Regions from separate parts of the Homo sapiens genome. Here region 2 is linked to region 1. A link is a loop called in an ENCODE intact Hi-C map of the cell type or tissue named here. Cell type or tissue: GM12878. All regions are shown on one strand.

Region 1 (8,000 bases):
ACACTTTCAAAACAATCTTAAATAGCAGTAAAAACATGGTGCATTCTTGTTTTGTTCCTCTCTTCAACAGGAAAGTCTCAAGCTTACTTACATTAAGAAAAAAGCTGACTTCTGGCCGGGCGCGGTGGCTCACGCCTGTAATCCCAGCACTTTGGGAGGCCGAGGCGGGCGGATCACGAGGTGAGGAGATGGAGACCACGGTGAAACGCCATCTCTACTAAAAAAATACAAAAAAAAATTAGCCAGGCGCGGTGGCGGGCGCCTGTAGTCCCAGCTACTCCGGAGGCTGAGGTAGGAGAATGGCGGGAACCCGGAAGGCGGAGCTTGCAGTGAGCCGAGACCGCGCCACTGCACTCCAGCCTGGGCGAACTGACATAAAACATCACATATTGTTGAAAAGTATTTTTAACTGAGTAAAAATATGTATATTGAACTAGCAAAGTGGGTTTTCTACATAAATATATTTATATTATTTTCTCCTGAATTTTGATACCATAATGAATTTTTTCTTAGATTTCCTAATACCTAACTACGCTTCTTTTGTTGGAATAGATTTCACTTGGCCTTCTTTTTAATATTGAGAAGGTAAGGTTCAAGTGGTTAAATCACGATCTTCTGTCTTCAGTTACTCCAGGGGAAGGAGGGCAGCAGGCAGATTCTACTGTGGAAGAAATAAGGTAGTTTATTTTATCTAATCTCTTTTGAGTATATTAATAATGCATCTCTCCACATTCAAACTAATTTGTTTTTGGTAGCAGAAAAGTCCTTATCTATTAAATGCTTTCACAGAATGTACCTGTCTAGCATGCTATGGCAAGTAAGCCTGGAATAAATGGATTATTGTGATTTAGTTCACTGAAGAATATCACATAAATTTTGCAACTATCTGATTCAAAGATGATATTTGATGGCTAATACACCTCACAACTTGAAATCTTATTTATCCATCTAACCCAGACCATGTTTGATCTAGAAAGAAAAGACATTATATAACATCGTGCTAAATGCCCCAAATCTCTCCCAGCTCTGTCTGTGCCTCTTGAATGATTGTGTCTTTGAAACTATTAATGAAACTTGGTATTGAGTTACAGCTTTAATCATTTTATTCTGATTTGCTAACAATCTGATCGTGTGTGTTTTTACAGATTGATACTATGAGGATTGTTTTTCAGACCTATTATTCATAATATTAGGGTAAGGCACTATTGGGAAGAGAAAAAAAGGAGGGTTGGAAAAAACCCCAAGACGATAACCTCATACTTGGATCTTGTTGAATCATCTTTAATATGAAGTGGTGAAAATTTTGAGCCAGATTATAGTATATCAGTTTGACCAATGGAAATGGAAGGAAATGGACTTTGGATGGGAGGCACCTGGTTCATGAATTAACAGGGAGCACAGGCCAAAGGGAATTTAACAAAATTTTCTATTGACTTGCAGTTGCTTTCAGTGTAGTAAGATTCTTTCCTTTAGCATAAGAATTCAGAATTTTGTCAGAAGCTAAAAAACCATCCTTGAATCCATTGGGATCTTTTGACTTTTCATATTTATATAAGGATTTTATATAGAAATATTTTCTCAAAATATTTTAAAATTGTTGTGCCTTCTCAATTTTTCTCTTTCTTCATCTTATTTTTCTCACCAGTTCTTGATTTATCCTCCATCTCTGTTATCTCCTAATTTTCATAATTTTATACATGTGCTACACTATTGTTAAAATTAATTTTATGTGATATTTCAAGCCAATAAATAAACTCTAAATGTTGAGAACTGCCTCCTTCAGCTTATCCACTGACTTTTTAAATTGGAAAAATATCTGTTTTAGCTTTAGAAAATGTGTGTGTGTGTGTGTGTGTGTGTGTGTGTGTTTGTGTGTGTTTGTGTGTGTGTTTGACATTGTATGGGTGTGGATGTTTCTTGGTTGTACCTAAACACCTAAATTCCTTAAGAATGTTATTATTACTTATATAGATTTCATCAGTCTTTTGAGAATTTTAATTTTGCTAGTATACCTTCTTCTTATTAAAACTAAGTGGCTACTGGGTCTCTCTGACAATTAACTTTTTTGATTGGCTCATTGTGACTCAGTTCATGTGGTGGGACAATTCTAAAGTTAAGGACTTGCCTCTTGGTTCAGTCCTGGACTTGACTACTTACTAACTCAGTAACCTTGCTTATATGGCTTAATCTCTATGTCAGATTTCTTATCCGTATAAAACAAAAAATAATGATGTACATTATGTAAATTTGTTGTTTTACATATACATATTAAATTTATATAACAGCATATGGCACCTAGAATTTTTTTTTCATTTCATTGAAAGTACAGATTAGTAGAAATGTTGGCAAAATAAAATGAAAAAATACTATATTATTAAAAGTAAGTTATGTCTCTGACAAGGTTGCAATTAATTCTAATTACTTTTTCCTCCTGCAATGAATTTGCCCATTTCCTATGAAGATATTTTACTTTTACAATCACATAAAAGGAAAAAGAAAATAGTTGGTATCAAAACACAAATTCACCACTGTCCTATAAATAGCCTATTGTTACAAATACTATAATTGTATGCATATGAGAATTATTTCCTTATAAACATAAACCAATGTTGTTTATGTTTTTTTCTTTCAAACTTTTAGAAAGATTTAGGCATTACTAGTTATTTTGTATTCATATCTTTGAAATAACCTTGCCTGTCACGTTAGGTAAGGGAAGATATGCAGTCTCTGGGAGGTGACAAATTCTTCAACTTTGTTGCACTTTTTTTTAGCCTCAAAACAAAATTATGGAGTCAGTTCAGCTTAAATCATATATTTAGATTATGGTTTAACAATGTTAAACTTTGGCAATAAGAAGAATAATTATGATTGAATATTTGTAAAATGAGTGAATGAAATTAGACAATGAAGAAATCACATGCTGAGGCAAAGATTAGGCATTATTTCCTCTAAGACTTGCAGAATGCTCATCACCTCAGATATTTAGAGCTATTTCACATTATAAAACAGAAGTGGGGCTTTGTTATTTGGTTATATTGTTGTTTTTTTCTATTCTTTTTAGCTTAGACTATAATATCTTTAAAAAATAGTAATTTATGGAAGGTTTGGCCATTTTGGCCATTTAATATGGAAATATTTCGGTTTTAAGCATACATGAAGAAAAGTGAGGTTTCTGTCTTTCAAAACAGTGGCTAATGACCACTGTTGGCAGGGCCTTATGACTCTTAATGAAAACTGAATTAATTTTAAATTAATGGAAACACTATGTAGACTAACATTCCTGTATTTACTTTAGCTTGAATAATGTAATTAATTAGAAGGACTATCAGTTCCCAATAGCCTTCATTAAAATTATTTTATACCATCTATTTATCTACTATAAAACTACAAACATTTCTTTAATTATACTAAAATATAAGGCAAGTATCAATGAAACAAGGAATATTTTCATTTTAAACTTATTTTTATATTTTTATGCTGGAAAGAAATTAAACTTCTTGCTGCTTCAAATGAATACAGAAAGTAATATAAAAGATGTCATTTTGCCAAAGTTCATAAAATAAACCTTAAGGAGTATATAAGGGGAAATTCTGTAGGTAGTGTGTTATTCTAACAGAAATATGAAGCCATCTCTGGCAAATATTTTAGTAGAAAATAGTAGGAACGTAAATATTTTTGGTTTCCAGTAGCTTAAAACTTGGAAAATGTATATCTGACAATTATAAAACAAAATGTCGCTATACAGACATAATCAAATGTGATTAAAATGTCACTTTAATATCTGCAGTACTGAGTATAACAATCTGATCTTTTTTGTATATATTATGTAAAAAATATCTAAGGACAGTGCATTCATTCATTAACAGAAACACATTTCCAAGAGAACCCTGCCACCTTCTGTTCTTAATGTTTCCTACTATTTTCTTGCTTCAAAATCAAATCAGTAGAATACAATTGCTAATTTAAATACATCGTAGGAGTAATAGTTTAATCAAACACAAACAACAGCTTTATTCCTAGAGCACCATTAACCTTTATTTCCCCATATTTATTAATTTAGACACGCAGAATAATGTTTATTAGCACATTTTTGTTTTTTTCAAGAAGTTCATATGTAGATTTTACAGGATACTTCTTAAGAGTGTGCATAAATATATCTTCCTCTTGTACTAAACTATTTCATATTTGATTTTCATCTAATGCTTTGCTTTTATTGTACATGTAAGTTATGGCTGGAAGTAGAATTCTTAACACATAAAACAAAAATTTCAGAAAACTCTATTAGTACAAACTTAGAATCCAAAATAAAAATTAGATAAGATAGCAAATGATTAAAGTTAGGATTAGGATTGTTTAAAACAGAAACCTCCACCTACTCTTTTTTAAGTGCTAGGTGGCATGTTTATTAACTTACTAAAACGTACGTCAAAAAAATACCTCGGGTCTATACTTATGGGCACATTATTAAGGAAGAAATACTATAACATGAAGTGATATGAAATTACTCCTATAAAGTAAAACAAGACCCAAACCCATTCCTGCAAAGATATTCATACTCTTGTAATTTTTTGACATTGTGATTTTGATATTTGAAAAGAAATCATTAAAATTGATGTTGACAGTGTTAGATACTCAGCTTCCATCCTCACATTATTGCCAAGACCATACAACATAAAGTTAGCTGCAGAACAAAAATGGCTTAATATACCAACTGTTTATTCCAGGATAAAGGTAGTAAGGCCATTAACCCTTGATACACCCTGGAAATGTAATCCATATTTTTCTCAGAAAGTATTTTATGTTATATAGTTTTTTCCTAAATATTTTGAAAATGACATCATTTGGAAGGCTGTTTTGTCATAGGGACCAAATACTGTATATTTGGCTATCTGACAATCTCTTTTTCTGAATATGTAATAAAAATAGGCATATATTGACACCAATTGTATTTTTTATAGTATCCACACCATAATTGTGAATGTGCATGCTGAAATAATCTCTATGAATCAATTTCTTTACATGGTACTTTCTAGTTCCCACTCATTTGAAATGAAATGTTCTAAAGGACTCCTGAGAAAATGGTGTTGATGGAGACAAAAGAAGCCTGAAAGGGCTGTTGCATGGGTTAAACTTCATAATCATTGCTACTTAAGACTTTTAATAAAACTCTTAATAGGCATCTAATATGGTTTGGATGTGGTTTTGAGGCAGAACAATAGGGAATTAGAGTAACTAAGGGTTAAGGCAGTATCAAAAAAAACCACAGGTGCAGCTAGTTCTAAGCAAGATTAGGCAGTATACAGGCCACATCCTTTCCTGTAGTAACAAGACAGAAGTTTCCACTTTAGCCTCTGATTGACTGTGGGCCAGGCCTCTACTTTAGCATCTGATTGGTCACAGGCCAATCCTTCATAGGCTGTTACCAATTGGAGGCCTCTAAAGGGCACGTGGGGGGTGCTGCCAAGTTATTTTGGCTTTATAAAAACCCTGGGGAGCATTGCATTAGAGAGGCTCTGGAGGTGCTTGCTCAAGTCTGTTCCCACTCTGTGAATTGTACTTTCGCTTCTTCCATAAATCTGTGCCTTTATTACCCTGTTCTTCTGTTGCTTGTCTTTCATTGCTTCTTCTTTTTGTGCGGTTTTTTCAATTCTTTGTTCAACCCGCCCAGAATCTGAACAATTCTCAGTCAAGACCTTCTATCCGGTACTGCATTTTGGCAAGACAGCCAGGAGGTAAGCCCAAATTTTGGGACTGCTTTATATTCCTTTTCTCATAGTGGGGCAAAGGACTCCTGTTTTAAGTATGAATTATTTTTTCATGAGAACCCAGAATTTTTGTTTGTTGACACATACCTCTGATTTCATTAATAGTTTAAGGTATATTGCGAGGTCCCTTGTTTAACGAGGGTTACAGGCTGAAGAAGCTTATCTCACTTGGTCTGACGCAAAAAGCTGAGCGTTATATCCCAGCACTGAGGGAATCATAGTAGACCATTCGATTGCCTATGGTGGGAAAACATTCAAAACAGCACTGATACCCACTCTAAGGTCAGAGATGCATGACACTTTAAGGTCAGAGACACTCTAAGTTCAGAGACGTCTGAAACAAATAGGCCCTCCTTGGGGCAGACCACTATAGGTAACACCTTTCATAATCCTTTCATCTGTACAGCTTCTAAGACTGTCCCTCAAAAAGAAAATCCTAAGACTGAGCTGAACATTGTGGATGACCCCTCCTATAAAGGCCATTTGTCTCTCAGGAGGAACTACAGCTGCCCCGTATAACCTTTTGCCAAATGCTCCAACCATGTAAGGCCAGGCAGAAGAGGAAAAAATTACCCTAAGCCCATAACACACCCAAAATGTAACACTCTACTCAGCAGCTCCCCCAGTACAATTGCCTCTCAGGGAAATAGCAGGAGTAGAAGGGCCAGTTCAAGTGCAAGACCCATTTTCCATAACTGATAACCAACAATGTAAGGAAAAATTGGGAAGGTACTCTGAGGACCCTGGCAGGTTTGCAGACAGTTTCCAAACTTTGTCTCTGGCTTTTGATTTATCATGGAGATATGTCCAATTCATTTTGGCAACCTGTTTCACCTCTATGGAAAAGAAAAAGATTTTTGAGGCTGCCCCCCATGAGGTGGACCATATGTTTGTCCAAAACCCCAGGGCAATCACCTGGACCCAGACATGGTGCCCACCACCAACCCAAATTGGGTTTATAATACCCCTGTCTGAATGAACAAGTGAGCAGTTTCTTGAGGGACTCCTTGGAAGAATGAAAAAAGGGATAACCAAGGCCATAAATTATAACAATGTCAGGGAAGTCACACAAGGAAAGGAAGAAAATCCAGCTGTGTTTCATGGCAGGTGTATTTCATGGGAGGTTAGAAGAGGCCTTCAGGAAATATGTAAATTTATACCCTTCATCTCCCTAGGGTATGATGCTAATGACACAGCATTTTATCAGCCAGTCTTCCTAAGCATCAGGTGCAAACCCCCCAAATTGCAAATGGGACCACAAAGTAATCAAAATCAGCTTATTGATACAGCCTTTATAGTATATAAAAATTGTGACAAGGAGAAGGAAAAATGAGAACAGAGTTAAGAAAAATGGCAAGCCAATATTATGGCAGCTGTCATTTGCAATGCCCTGAATGCTCAAAGAATGTCCAAGGGAAACCCAAAGGGCCATAAAGACAATGCCAGCAAAGGCTCTTGCTCCAAGTGCAAGAAAAATGAACACTGGGCAAAGGATTGCACTAAGTCCCTGCCAGCCTCCTTCCATCATTGTGAAGGGACCAGTCATGACCCCTGGCACTGGAGAATTGGCTTCCCCTACTCAGTCAGTCAAGACTCTAGCACTGCAAAAGGAGGAACTAGATGAAGACTGAAGGATCCTGGGGCCTTTCTCACTGCCGCTGTCCTGGAACATCACCATTACTACTGAGGACCCCTGGGTTACTGGTTGTAATGGGTACACAAATTGTTTCTTTTTGACACAGGAGTAAGTTACTTTGTCCTTACTGCTTATGCAGGAAAACCCTCCATTAGGACCATGATTGTTATAGGAATGGAAGGGAAAGATAAAGTCAGGCATTTTGCCCCTCCTTTAACTGGCTAATTTGAAAAACAAATTTTCCAGTAGGAATTTCTAATAGTACCAAGCTGCCTGGTCCCCCTGTTTGGATGGGATACTATGATTAAAATAGGGGCACTGGAGTGATTTAAGAACAGCCCACCAAGATTGCTAATGGTCAGTGATGCAGACAATGTTCCAGGACATGTCAAGAAACAAGTCAACGCCCTAGCATGGTATACTGGGATGCCTGGAAAGGCTAGAATGGCAGTGCCAGTCAAAATACAGCTTAAAGACCCCAGTCATTTTCCCAACTGAAACCAATACCCAATTAAGCTGGAAGCAAAAAAGAGCCTAGTATTCATAGTTAAGGAGTAGCTTGTCCATGGACTTCTAAAACCCTGTAATTCTCCTTGTAA
Region 2 (8,000 bases), 270 kb before region 1:
ATAAAGACACATGCACACGTATGTTTATTGCAGCATTATTCACAATAGCAAAGACTTGGAATCAACCCAAATGTCCAACAATGATAGACTGGATTAAGAAAACGTGGCACATATACACCATGGAATACTATGCAGCCATAAAAAATGATGAGTTCATGTCCTTTGTAGGGACATGGATGAAATTGGAAATCATCATTCTCAGTAAACTATTGCAAGGACAAAAAAACAAACACCGCATGTTCTCACTCATAGGTGGGAATTGAACAATGAGAACACATGGACACAGGAAGGGGAACATCACACTCTGGGGACTGTTGTGGGGTGGGGGGAGGGGGGAGAGATAGCATTAGGAGATAGACCTAATGCTAAATGATGAGTTAATGGGTGCAGCACACCAGCATGGCACATGTATACATATGTAACTAACCTGCACATTGTGCACGTGTACCCTAAAACTTAAAGTGTAATAATAATAAAATAAAAATAAAAAATAAAAATTAAAAAAAATTTAAAAAAGAACATTACGGAAGGAATAAATGAAAGTAATTTTAAAAAAAGAAATTAGGAATACAATAGTAACTGGAACATGACTGCTGCTTATATTAAGTGCCTTTTCAGTTATCATTTTTCATGACTTTAACCATAATCTTTATGCTTAACTCTTAAAATGATGTCCCTAGTCTGGCTCTCTCTGCTAATTCCCAGTACCACATTTCAACTTGCTTCTTTGATATTTTATCCTGGAGGAGTTGCTGTCATACAAACTCAGTATTTCTAAATTAAAACTTACCTTTCTTCCAAAATTCATCACTAGTTCTACAAATACAAAAGGGACACCTAACATACATCTTCTTCATGCAAAATCATTCATCTTGTTATTCCCATTTAAATGAATTTGACTCATCTCTGCTTGTCACCTCTGATGTGAAACTCTCTCCTAGGCTATCTGTGGTCCCAAGCACAACACAAGTCTATTAGCAATTAATTATCGCTTTCATTTTTCTGAGGAAGCAATAGTCTCAACTCAGGACCACTTTCATCTTTTTTCCCCTTTAGCTTTATTTCTTACTCATCACGTAAGCACAGATATCTAAAGTGGGAGAATTTTCCTTTAGCCAGGGGTTGGGGTTAGAAGGTGGGAGATGGGAAGGCATTTTCCTTCTTTTAAATTTTGATATTTTTTCTCTCCCTAAAAGTCACTATTTCTATTGTAATATTTGCCTCAAACACTGTATTAATAAATTTAGGCATGGGGCATGCAAAAGCCAGAGACTGGCTATTTCTTTACTAAAATCTCATCCTAAAACAGTGATGAATATACTGCTTGGTTTGGAAAATTAAGGTGGAAATAACAGGAGAAAAAACGTCTGCTAATAATACAGTATTGTTTTCAGCTGTATTTTAACCTCTTTGTGCTTTACTTCTTCAATAATAAAATAAAGATAACTGTACCCATCTTTCATAGTTATAAAGATTAAATAATACAACACTCGTTAAGTATTCTCATTTTTATCTTATCTGAATGTCATAGACTTCACCTTTAACATCAAATCAACTAATTGCTGTTTGTCACAAAAAGAATCAAGCAGAGAATACGCATGTTTAGGAAGAAAAATATCAGTTATGAGTAGAGTTGCCACAGGATTATCGTCCAGATGCGTTTTCTGCAATATTAGTGAAACATTACTCTCTTAGGGGCTGTGGAAGGGTTGCAGGTGATGCTGGGAAGCTAGATGTTCTAAAGCAATCCTAGAGTACTTGTCAGATGTCTTGATTAATTGCTGTTTTTGAAGCAGAAGTAAGAGCATCATATAACCGTGAACAAACACCAGACATCCAAATAAGCTCCCATCCAGTACAGCTCCACACCAGCCAAGGTACTCAGCTGTAAACTAGAGGTACTTGCTTGCCTTCTAAAGTCATCAATGAGCTTAGCCAACCAGCAAATGATAACAATAAACAACTATCCATGCATGAAACAAGAAATCAGAATTTTATACTTGTGTGCATGCTTAAGCTAGGAGAGATGCCAGTCATTGAGCTTTTTTAAAAAAAGAAAGTCTGTGGAAAAAACAAGATGGCTATTTAGAATCCCCTTCAAGACCCTGGGAAATGTACCCAGTGTCTTCCTAGCTCCACCAGTTTCTGCATATAGTGGAAAGAAGCTGTGGCTCCTGGAAGCCCCAGGAAATAAGCTACCTGCAATATGCAGAACAATTAACCTAAAGCAGATTCTGGCTGGTAAATGTGGGAGATGTGCCTTTGTTTGGTCAGGCAGAGACTTCCCTGATGTGCTCCTGTTAAGATTTTTCACACACATTTGAATTGCCTGCATTCAGCTGCTCCCCTGGCAGAAGTATTCTAAAGGCCTCACTTCTGTCACCCTGAATGAGTAGCTGGGTTGAGAGGACTGAGAGGATTTGAGAGGATTTATGTGGAGTGGCAATGAAGAGATACCCCCACCTGGGGAGTGGGGATAGGGTGTGTCTCTTCGTAGCTCCTCCACATTCTGCAGTTTGCTCGCAGTTCAATTATTTACTGAAAGTGAGTAACAAAATCATGTGTTTAGGCCTTTGATTAAAGAGAGGATAATGTTTTGTTAGATAAGTCAGCTGCAGAAATTCAGTCTGAATGTGGCTGCTGCCGCAGCTGAAAGGTTTTGATTTGGCTAATCACAGAGGTCTTTCTCAAACACTAACTAAGGACTCCAAGCAGAACAAATTCATTCCTGATGAAGTCTTGAAACCGACAACATGGAATAATTTGAATCACAGACCTGTAAAATTTGATCAGGATGGAATTAAACAACTCTCCTGAAGTGATTTGGCAGCCTATTTTAACCAAGGCACTACAGTGACACTGGGTAGCCAATGGAGGGTCATTTTTATCTGTAATCTTGCTCGGATTTCTGCTTCCAAAAGGAATTCTGAGGCTCATACCATGGAGGTTGTATTTGCTTGCCTGAAATCAAACTTGAAGATATGGCACAATACTCACTCGCATGCTCTATTCACTACCATTTATGGCTTCATCATTTTCAAAAGTGTCCAGACCTCTCTGGGATCCACTTATGTTAGGACCATATCTTGGGGGGTGATGGTACATATATATGTATTACCATCTGTGTGCAAAATAATTTCTTTTTATTTCTCCTACACTTTACATCTCATACATTTTAAAGGATTTAAAGTACACATAGATGGAGAGAAAATAGGAAATTAGCATAAGATCATCAGCCCAACCTTGAACTACACTGGCCCCAAGGTAGAAATTCTCTTTGAGTGGAATCTTTTTTCTTTTTTTTTGAGACGGAGTCTTGCTCTGTCACCCAGGCTGGAGTGCAGTGGCGCGATCTCAGCTTACTGCAAGCTCTGCCTCCCAGGTTCACGCCTCAGCCTCCGGAGTAGCTGGGACTACAGGCGCCCGCCACCACACCCAGCTAATTTTTTGTATTTTTAGTAGAGATGGGTTTTCACCGTGTTAGCCAGAATAGTCTTGATCTCATGACCTCGTGATCTGCCCGCCTCGGCCTCCAAAAGTGCTGGGATTACAGGCGTGAGCCACCGCACCCAGCCCTTTGAGTGGAATCTTAATGAAATATATTGACTCATTCACTTTTGTTTTCATAGTTTACTGGTCAGGCAATATTAGCTGGGCCTTCCGGGGACAGGGTAGATGAGAGGATAGAGTCTAAGTGGGAAGAGAGATTCCTCGAGTCCTACTCTAGATGCTGTAAATTCTGTTCTTGAATATAAGCAATTTGTACATTGTGATAAAAGACTCTCCTTTATCTTTGCAAGAAAATGTTAAAAATCATTATTAAACCATTTTACCACAAAAAGGTGCAACATCGAAAAAACATATTTTTAAATATTATGATCTACTTTCTTAGATATAGGTGTAATGAAGGAAACTTTCTGAGGATGGTACATAGGACAGAGCTCATCAAATTTTAGAAGGTGTATGTGGTGGTGGGATGAAGGGTCAAAATGGCAGCCGATTACAAAAGAAAAGAAGATCTAAAAAAATCAATATCCAAAATGGACAATAAAAAATAAAATTACTGAATTTCAAAGAAGGAAAGTGAGTAGGAGGTTTAAGAGAATGATAAAATGAAGATGATCCAAAAATGTGGTATAAAAATTGTGCATTTTTGAAGCAAACATCATATTATATTTTATTGATAGACCTTACATGTTACTGATGCTTGGTGACAAGAGAAATGTTATTGCTAGAGCAAGGAGTCTGTGGGTGGCAAGCCACCCAGGCGCCGAGGCAAGAGACCAAGGACATGAGCTGTTCCAGTATAATAAAATATAAAACAAGAATAGTTATACCAGATATAGAGCTTAGATATGATTATATATGAATATCATTAATCATTAGTTGGTAGTAATTACTCTTTATCCCAATATTATAATAATCCTCGCTCTATAATCATAACCTAGGAAAAACCAGGCCACACAGAGATAGGAGCTGAGGGGACATAGTGAGGTGTGACCAGAAGACAAGAGTGAGAGCTTTCTGTTATGCCCGGACAGGGCCACCAGAGGGCTCCTTGGTCTGGCGGTGACGCCAGCATCTGGGAAGACCCCCATTGTCAGGCGGACCGTGGTCTAGCGGTAGCGAAAAGTGTCAAGGAAAACCATCCGCTACTTAGCAGACCGGGAAAGGGAGTCTCCTTTTCCCTGGGGGAGTTTAGAGAAGACTCTGTTCCTTCACCTTTTGTGGAGGGCCTGACATCAGTTAGGCTTGCCGGCAGTTATCCGGAAGCCTAACCGTCTCCCTGTGATGCTGTGCTTCAGTGGTCACACTCCTAGTCCACCTTCATGTTCCATCCTGTACACCTGGCTCTGTCTTCTAGATAGCAGTAGAAAATTAGTGAAAGTACTAAAAGTCTCTGATATGCAGAAATATGGCATAAGCTGTCTTTCTCTTTGTCTCCTCTCTCTCTCTGCCTTGGCTGCCAGGCAGGGAAGGGCCCCCTGTCCAGTGGACACGTGAACCACGTGACCTTACCTATCATTGGAGATGACTCACACTCTTTACCCTGCCCCTTTTGCTTTGTATCCAATAAATAACAGCGCAGCCAGACATTCGGGGCCACTACTGGTCTCCGCGCGTTGGTGGTAGTGGTCCCCCAGGCCCAGCTGTCTTTTCTTTTATCTCTTTGTCTTGTGTCTTTATTTCTACACTCTCTCATCGTCGCACACGGGGAGAGACCCATGGACCCTGTAGGGCTGGTCCCTGCAGGAGTCAAACAAATCGCTGGCTTCTCACAGCAATGAACAGGGTCTCTCACTTCAAGTTATTTATCCAGTGGCATTACTTCTTTGTGTTTTCTGAGGCATGCAGAGTGACATTGTGGGTAGAGGCCAGAGGGTGCTAAAGCCTGAAAGTGTGACATTTGCCTACAAATGCATATAAAAATGCACGTGCTCAATGTTTAAAACAGCTTTTAAATTCAAAGGAAATTCTTTTTAAACTAAGCTTTGCTCTTCAAAATGTTGTAAAAATTCCCAGGGTAGAAGGAGGTCCCCTTTTTAAAAATTTTCATTAAGCAATAATCCATTCCGATAATAAGCATCAAGAAAAGGAAATTAGGTCTACTAACGTGACACATTTCCTTTAATATATATAACTTAGTTCCTTTTTTTTTTTTTTTTGAAGATGCAGTGGCACAGGTAAAGAAATACAAACTTTTCCCTACCACAACTCTACCCTAAAGCTTAAAATATTTTTAAATGTCTCTGATGCATTTACTCAAAAATATATATTATTTATATTTTAAGCTACCCAGTCTATGGTATTCTGTAACGGCAGCCTAAACTAAGACATGATTATTCTTAACAAATCACAATGTTTCTTTGCCATAATTATATATATTATATACACTTCTTTCACAAACCATTGTTTGTGAAATATAAGGCTCATACAAGAGAGGCTGATTGAAGAAGTATGTATTGCTGAGTCACAACAGCAGAATACAAAAAAAATTTGGTCTCCTTTAGTGAATTCTAATGTCAACATTAATTTAAAGGAGAGAAGAATGCTCTTAATAAGTTTGGAAGCATTTATTTATTTGTGGTTTGTTGTGGCTTAAATGTTTGTATCACCGCCAAATTTATATGTTAAAATCCTAACCCACAATGTGATGTAATTAGGAGATGAAGCCTTTGGAAGGTGATTGGGCCATAAGGGTGGAGCCCTAATAAATGGGACTTGTGCCCTTATAGAAGAGACCTTGAGTGCTCACTCCCTCTCTCTTCACTATGTGAGGATACTGCAGGAAATCAGTCATCTGAAAATCAGGAAGAAGGCCTTCACTAGACACTGAATTTGCTAGCACCTTGATCTTGGACCTCCCAGCCTCTGGATGGTGAGAAATAAATGTTTGTTGTTTGGCAGGGTGCAGTGGCTCACGCCTGTAATCACAGCACTTTGGGAGGCCAAGGCAGGTGGATCACGAGGTCAGGAGTTCAAGACCAGCCTGGCCAACATAGTGAAACCCCGTCTCTACTCAAAATACAAAAATTAGCTGGGCATGGTGGCACGCACCTGTAATCAGCTACTCAGGAGGCTGAGGCAGGAGAATGGCTTGAATCTGGGAGGCGGAGGTTGTGGTGAGCTGAGATCACACCACTGCACTCCAACCTGGATAATAGAGGAAGACTCCATCTCAAAAACAAAACAAAACAAAACAAAACAAAAAAAAAACAGTTTGTTGTTTAAGCCACCCAGTCTTTGGTATTCTGTTATATTAGCCTGAATTAAGTCCTGATTATTCTTAATAAATCACAATTTTCCCTTGCTATAAATTATTTTAAAATAAATTATATAAAAATGCACAGAAAATGAAGACCTTAATTAAAATAAATTGGAAGGCATTCCAAGTGCTATTAACATTAAGTGATAGGCCCATTTTCTCTGATTTACCAGAACAAAAGGCAAGTCATTTGACATTTCCTTGGCCTTAAAATATCCACCTGGAAATGGAGATGCTAATTTTAATGTAATTCAGATAACTGGTAACATGTATAACTAATATAAATGCTTATAACGTATTGTCCTGCATATACATTATTATGACAAATGTTAAAAGAGAATATTTTGTTTTTCTGATATTCTCATGTTGATTCCAGAGATAAAGACATACTGTTTAAAAGGAAGAATTTGGATCCTTGGGAAAACAACCAGTAAAGATTTTGACAAATATCTATAGACTTCCCACATTACTTACAAGTTGACTATAGACTCCATCACTGCCTTCAAGTATGATAAAATTGCTAATTTCATGGGGTATGTCTAAGCTCTTTTCTTTGGTTTCTCTGAGGTACTTTTTAAATGTTTATTGGGGCTATCTTAAAACTATCTTCCTTTGATTCTTCTGAAGTTGCATTTTAAAGTTTTGCTTCCCAGTGACTCATGCTTTCTTCATTTCCTGTTTCAGCTTCTCTTCTGCCGTCTGCTCCATAAATGGGGCCCTCTGCCAAGTTTCTGTTCCCTTTCTATGTTTTCTCTCTTATACATTGTATATACCTCTATGGCTTTAAATGTTGCTACTAAGTTAAAGATTTCTCAATTCATTTATTTGGCAGCATATCTCTCTTGGTTCCAGTTAAAATTTCAGCTCCCCATCCGTAAGCTTTACATGTGCATCCTATGTAATATTTCTGGCTTCCAGCCTGTTCTGATCATGTTGCACTTGGAGAATACCTTTTCCTTGGTGAATTTGCTTCCTGATTCTCCCCGCTGAATAGCAACCACATCTCTAATTCAAACCTCTCGGCTCCAGATCAGTACATTCAATATTCAACTGGTTCTTTAATAATTACACATTAACACAAAAAAGTTACAGCAGTTCAACTTACCATACACAGGGTTCTTGATTTACCACTCTTCAATCTGATTCTTTTCTGGTGTCCTTTGCCTCAGTGAATTATATCACTCTCTATATTGTTTCACAAATTAGAAACATGGGCGTTATCTTTGACTTATCC

Evidence for each region. A loop is a pair of places that touch in the nucleus more often than their neighbours do. Peaks named below come from ENCODE experiments on the same cell type or tissue, not always from the same donor. Only the 100,000 strongest peaks of a DNase experiment are listed, where the experiment ranks them.
Region 2: it touches region 1 in a loop (7-fold over the local background); 9 of 110 quality-filtered maps call a loop at or near these places.

What each region holds. Positions count from the first base shown.
Region 1 is chr5:101,042,005-101,050,004 of GRCh38, forward strand. No RefSeq gene overlaps it. Among named protein-coding and RNA genes, the nearest start is that of ST8SIA4, 140 kb to the left of the region's middle. In GM12878, no CTCF peak of the experiment used is centred here; a DNase peak (open chromatin) is centred at 3,899.
Region 2 is chr5:100,770,399-100,778,398 of GRCh38, forward strand. No RefSeq gene overlaps it. Among named protein-coding and RNA genes, the nearest start is that of MIR548P, 42 kb to the right of the region's middle. RefSeq lists enhancers at 6,369-7,568, 7,340-7,409. In GM12878, a CTCF peak has its summit at 4,547 (motif pointing right); a DNase peak (open chromatin) is centred at 7,473; H3K4me3 peaks cover 412 bases; H3K27ac peaks cover 1,733 bases.